Regions from separate parts of the Homo sapiens genome. Here region 1 is linked to region 2. Evidence: read pairs that join two places in POLR2A ChIA-PET (ENCODE). Cell type or tissue: Panc1. All regions are shown on one strand. Links, peaks and the distances in the headings refer to the core of each region. The heading gives the core; the rest is flanking DNA.

Region 1 (2,924 bases), core at 98-2,597, 1.2 Mb after region 2:
TCCCATTGCTGGGTTTGCATATCCAAAGGAGATGAAATCAATATCTCGAAAATATAGCTGCATTACCATGTCCATTGTGGCAATATTCAGAGTAGCTAAGATACAGAATCAACCTAAGGGTTCATCAACAATAGTTGGATAAAGAAAATGTGTGATATATACACAATGAATATTATTCAGCAGTAAAACAAAGGGAAGCCTTTCATTTTTGCAACATGGAAGAAACTGGAGAACATTATGTTGGATGAAATACTCTGTACTTAAAAGTCACTAAAAGAGTAGATTTTAAATGTTCTCATCATAAAAAATGTTAATTAGCTCAATTTAACCATTCTACCATGAATTCATAGCTCAAAACATCACGTTATAAAACATAAATATATACAACTTTCATTTGTCAATAAAAAAGTAATAAATTTTAAAAATAAATAAAATGAAACTAACAAAAATAAAATATTTAGGTGTTAAAATTATGTGTGGGATTGGTATATTCAGAACAACAAAACACTGATGACAGAATAAATGAAGACCTACCTAAATGGAGAGATATACTATAGATATGAATCTGATGACCTCATTTTAGAAAGTTAATTGGCCCTAAATGGATCTAGATTTAATGCAAATACATTTAATATGATACAAAAACAATTAAAATTCCATCAGGATGCTTTTTAGATATTAAAGAGCTGATCCTCAAATTTATATAAAAAGGGAAATGAAGTAAAGTAGTTAAACTTCTTTTAAAAAAGAAGAACAAATTTGGAGGAACCACTTCACCTGATTTGAAACTTACCATAAATCGACATTATCAAAGAGAGTACTTAAAAAATAGTGGACCTCCAAAAATCCTCTCCTCCAAAATAACAGTAAGATCACTGGCAAAGAAAAAAAAAATCATTGCAATCAGCCTTTTCAGAACTGTAGAAATAAACAAAAGACTTGCAGCATTCTCCAGAGTGTTTATTCCAGAAAAAGGCTGACTCTTCATAAAAGCTTTGTGACATTTAAACTTGCCCTATTCGCATCCTCCTCTCCCTAGTTTCTTGATACTCTTGACAACCAGAAGCATAAGCAGTATGGCAGTTTTAAAAATCAGAAGCCTGGCAGTCTCTGGAAGAGGAAGACCATCTTCGGATTACCCTGAAATTCCCTATTCCAGGAGAATTGAAACCATTTGTCCTGTCTAACAGCAACCAAGAAAAGCATCTTTGTCAGGCCTTATCTTTATTTGACCTCAGAGCTCAGTTAGTGAGAAATGCCCTGTGTTATTTGAAAAAAAAAAAAAAAAAAAAGCAAAAATAAGAATAGTGCCTGAGGTAGCAATGATAATTGAGGCAAATAAGAATCTGTCCAAAAGCCTAAAAAATATATATAGGGAATTAGTTGTACCTTAAGGACTTTGAAAAGCTCTACCTCACCCTTGGAAATCTAGATTGTGCCCCTGTACAGGGCTAAGTGTGTGCCAGGAAAGACCTCAGAACACCTCAACCTCTCACTTCTGGCCGTCCTTGAGACTCCATTCAAACAAGAAATGAAGAGTGAGGCAGATTTGTGAACTGCTGGAAAGTGAAGGCATAACCCAACACATGCACCGAACTTCTCAGTAGAGGGTGAGAGACTTACTGGTTCAAGGAATTTCAGGAAATTTGTGACCTGTCATTAGCTCATCAACAAACTGAGTGGAGGCCTTAGTGATTGCACATGGCAAAGAATAGAGACTATGGAATTCGTTCTGGGAAGTCACTAAACAAACAAAGAGCGACAACAGCAATAACAAAAGAGACAATAATAAACCACAGGGAGGAAGGGAAAATCCTGTTGATAGATTTGTTGAACAATATTTAAAATTCTAGTTTTCAACAAAAAATTATAAGACATTTAACAAAGGAAGGTACAGCTGATTTATAATACCCTCTATCCAAATCAGCAGAATGCATTCTTCTTAAGTACATGTAAACATTATCCAGGATAGACAATATGGTAAGCATAAATTATACATCGGTAAGTTTAAAAGGATCAAAACCATTCAAAGTTTATTCTACAATCAAAATGAAATACAATTAAAAATCAATAACAGAAATAAATCAGAAAAATTTATAAATTTGCAGTGTGCAGAGATTAACACATTCCTAAATAATTAATACATCAAAGAAGAAATCCCAAGGGAAGCTATGAAATATATTGAGATTCATGAAAACAAAAACACAATATACCACAGCATATGGAATGTAGTGAAAACAGTACTCAGTGGAATATATATTGCTGTTATGCCAATATTTTAAAAAGAAAAATAAAACATCAATAACAACGTTCCACCTTAAGAAACTAGAAAAGGAAGACTAAACTAAACCCAACCCATGCAAAATAAAGGAAATGAGAACCATTAAAGTGAAAATAAATAAAACAAGTAATAGCAATCAAATAGAGGTAACCAACAAAGCCAAAAACTTTTGAAGTCAACAAAATGTATTAACCTTTATCTAAATTGGCCAAAACTATCTTTATAAAGAATAAATTTGGAATACTGACATTTCTCAATTTCAAAACTTATTAAGAGACCACAGTAATGAAGACAGGCTGGGCATACAGAGCAATGTATTAGAATTAAAAGTCTAGAAATAACCCTTTGCATTTATGGTAAAGTGACTATTTTTACAAGGGTAACAGGACAAGTCGAGGGTAAAGAACAGCATTTTCAACAAATGATGTGAAAAAAATCCTTCAATTGTGAATGGGTAAACAAACTGGTTAATGTATACAATAGAATAGGTACAATTCAGCAACAAAAAGGAATAGACTACTAAGATATTCATCAACTTGGTTGGATTTCAAATGCATTATGTCAATGGAAAGAAGCCAGATCTAAAAGGCTACATGCTATATAACTCTATTCATATGTCATTCTGGAAAAGACAAAATTATAG
Region 2 (2,924 bases), core at 310-2,809:
GCACAAAAAAAGCAAAAAACAAACAAAAAAAATCTGACAATTAAAAGTGTCGACAAAGAAGAGCTCTCATTAACTCTGGCCAGAGCCTCATCTACCTGGAAAGGGTACTTTGTGGAACTATTTGCAGTATCTACTAAAAGGAATTTAGGCTTACCCAGTGAACAAACATTCCTCTTCTCTGAATGTACCCATGAGAAAAGAGTGCCTAGTACCAAGAGAAAAGATACTGGTGAAAATGTTTAGAGTAGCTTTTTCCATAAATAGCCCCAAGCTGGAAACAGCTCAAATGTCCATGAATAGTATTACGCTACATCGTGTTTATAGTCATACCAGGGAACGTAGACAGCAATGAAAAATAACTACAGATGCACACCCATAAGACAGATTGCTGAGTCAGTATACTCTCTTTGATACGTATAATTCTATTTATATAAAGAAAAAACCAGTAAAATAAGTTTATAATGACAGACATCAGAATAGTGGCTACCTATAGTGTTTTGTTTTGTTCTGTTTTGTTTTGTTTTGAGACAGGGTCTCACTCTGTTGCCCAGGCTGGAGTGCAGTGGCATGATCTTGGCTCACTGCAGCCTCTCTGGCTCAAGCCATCCTCCCACTTCAGGCTCCCCACTAGCTGGGACTATAGGCGCACACCACCACATCCAGCTAATTTTTGTATTTATTTATTATTCTTTTTTTTTGGTAGAGATTGAGTTTTGCCATGTTGCCCAGGCTGGTCTTGAACTCCTGAGTTCAAGCACTCCTCCTACCTCGGCCTCCCAAGGTGCTAGGATTACAGGCATGAGCCACTGTGCCTTGCCTGGTTACCTTTTGAAGGGCTATGATTGCAAGGGTAGGAAGGAGGGTTCTGGAATGGTAATAATGTTCTATTACTTGATCTGAATGATACTTATATTTATGTGCTAATTTTTCTCTAAATTAATCATATACTTATGACATGCATAATAAAGTCAAAATATTTTAAGGTCAAATTAATAAAGGGAATGTCCTAAATGAAGATATTCTGTCTGTGAACAATTATATAGTTATATGAGAGAACTTGCTGGGCATAATAGCTGTAACTTTAATCTTTATTAAATATTATTAAATAATAAGTCATTGTTAAATCTATTAAATAGATTTCTTAAATTGTCCCTAATTTTTCATGAGGGCGGTCTGTATCCATTAGCCAGGTGCCTGAGTTTAGCTAATTTTGGTTTTGGGCAGGAGTTGGGAAAGTCAGACTGTTATCTGACTGATTGTTCATGGACTTTAAAATTAGTCTTACACATACCCCAAGATTTAAAAAAAAAAAAATGACAAAAGAAACTGAAATTTCCTGGAAACAGCCGTCATTTGGGATTCAGAAGACAAAAGACATGATTCAAAACCCTGCCCCTTGCTCTTGACGGGCGATCCCTGCCCAGCCCTGAAAAGTCTCCCTGTTGTCCTGGCCCCTGTCCCAAAGCTGTGGCAATAACATGCACTCAAAGACGTGTTTGCTGGAAGAAGACATGTGAAGCATGAATGGAATTTTGCCTTGGCGATAACGTTGAATGTGCTGTTCTGCGATCCTGTACCAATAGGGCACCAGGCCCGCTCTGAAGTCCGCTAATGGCAATCCCCCTTTGTTCCCTCAGGGACACACAAAGCCACTGTTCCCATAGCAACCCTGCCAAGTGATGTCAGAAACCAGGGTTCGGCCTTGAAGGCTACAACACAAGTGCGGTGTTGACCAGCTAGCAATGACGACAACCCCGAAGACAGCGCCGTGCCTCCAGCAACAGAAATCAGCAGTGCACGTGTGTGCACACACTGTGTCTTGTTTTATGCTTAAAAATTGTGAATAATCCATTTTTAAGTGTGTGTATTCTCTAGAAGCCTGTGTTTCTCCTGATGTGTGTTTTATGCTTAAAAATTGTAAATAATCCATTTTTAAGTGTGTATATTCTTTAGAAGCCCGTGTTTCTCCTGATGTGTCATATCACTTGGAAAATCAGATTTCCTTTTGCTTTCATGAAGACCTATTTTCTGAAATTGAAGATGAAATGATTCATTTGCTCAAACCCTTAAAATGTCCTGACTTTATTCCTTAGGGAGGTTCATCATGTTCAGAGGAGAAGAGAGTGAAGGATTGTTTAATAAAGACCAATCATGTAAATTTTATGATATACATCATTGTTTTAATATACATAGTTGTTTGACTTGGAGAACTCACAGTAAAGAAGACAATTATAGAAATATATTATGGATTTTTGGCTGGGCACGGTGACTCATGCCTGTAATTGAAGCACTCTGGGAGACCAAGGCGGGTGGATCACCTGAGGTTGGGAGTTCGAGACCAGCCTGGCCAATATGGTGAAACCCCATCTCTACTAAAAATACAAAAATTAGCCGGGCATGATGGTGGGCACCTGTAATCCCAGTTACATGGGAGGCTGAAGCAGGAGAATTGCTTGAACCTGGGAGGTGGAGATTGCAGTGAGCCGAGATCGCATCACACACACCAGCCCGGGCAACGAGAGCAAAACTCTCAAAAAAAAAAAAAAAGAAAAGAAATATATTATGGATTTTTAAAAGAGAAAATATTTTATAAAAATTCTAACCTCACTGTCAAATAGCAATCGGCCTCTTTCCTTCAGTTTCCAGGGAAATCAATAGCAGCTCAAATTTAGAAGTTCTGCTTTGAGCCTTTTCAAATCACGCTGTGATTGAGCATTTTACGTGTGACACCATTAGCCAGAGGAACAATCCTGGTTCTGTTGTGTTTTTTTTTTTCTTTTTCAATAGATTTTAGAGAGAAAATGAGACATTGATTGAAGGGTAATCCTTAACATAGAAGGGATTGGAATAACTGTTAAATTTTGCAGATTCTTCAGTTAAACTACTGTGAAAGTCTTGACGTTAGCCTACAAAAAAGCCTTTTA

The links. ChIA-PET counts read pairs that join two places held together with the same protein. Peaks named below come from ENCODE experiments on the same cell type or tissue, not always from the same donor. Only the 100,000 strongest peaks of a DNase experiment are listed, where the experiment ranks them.
Region 1: POLR2A ChIA-PET joins it to region 2 with 9 read pairs; 2 of 35 experiments call an interaction of 5 or more read pairs at or near these places.

The regions. Positions count from the first base shown.
Region 1 is chr10:4,699,549-4,702,472 of GRCh38, forward strand. No RefSeq gene overlaps it. Among named protein-coding and RNA genes, the nearest start is that of MANCR, 23 kb to the left of the region's middle. In Panc1, for the core only: no CTCF peak of the experiment used is centred there; no DNase peak of the experiment used is centred there; H3K27ac peaks cover 2,500 bases.
Region 2 is chr10:3,499,030-3,501,953 of GRCh38, forward strand. It overlaps LINC02669 (long intergenic non-protein coding RNA 2669), which reads right to left. Exons shown (of 5, transcript NR_155743.1): 2 at 155-205. The region is part of intron 1 of LOC105376360 (a long non-coding RNA gene); the gene reads left to right. It overlaps LOC124902538 (a long non-coding RNA gene), which reads left to right. Exons shown (of 2, transcript XR_007062362.1): 2 at 1,638-2,163. Among named protein-coding and RNA genes, the nearest start is that of LINC02669, 2.3 kb to the right of the region's middle. In Panc1, for the core only: no CTCF peak of the experiment used is centred there; a DNase peak (open chromatin) is centred at 1,542; H3K4me3 peaks cover 725 bases; H3K27ac peaks cover 1,687 bases.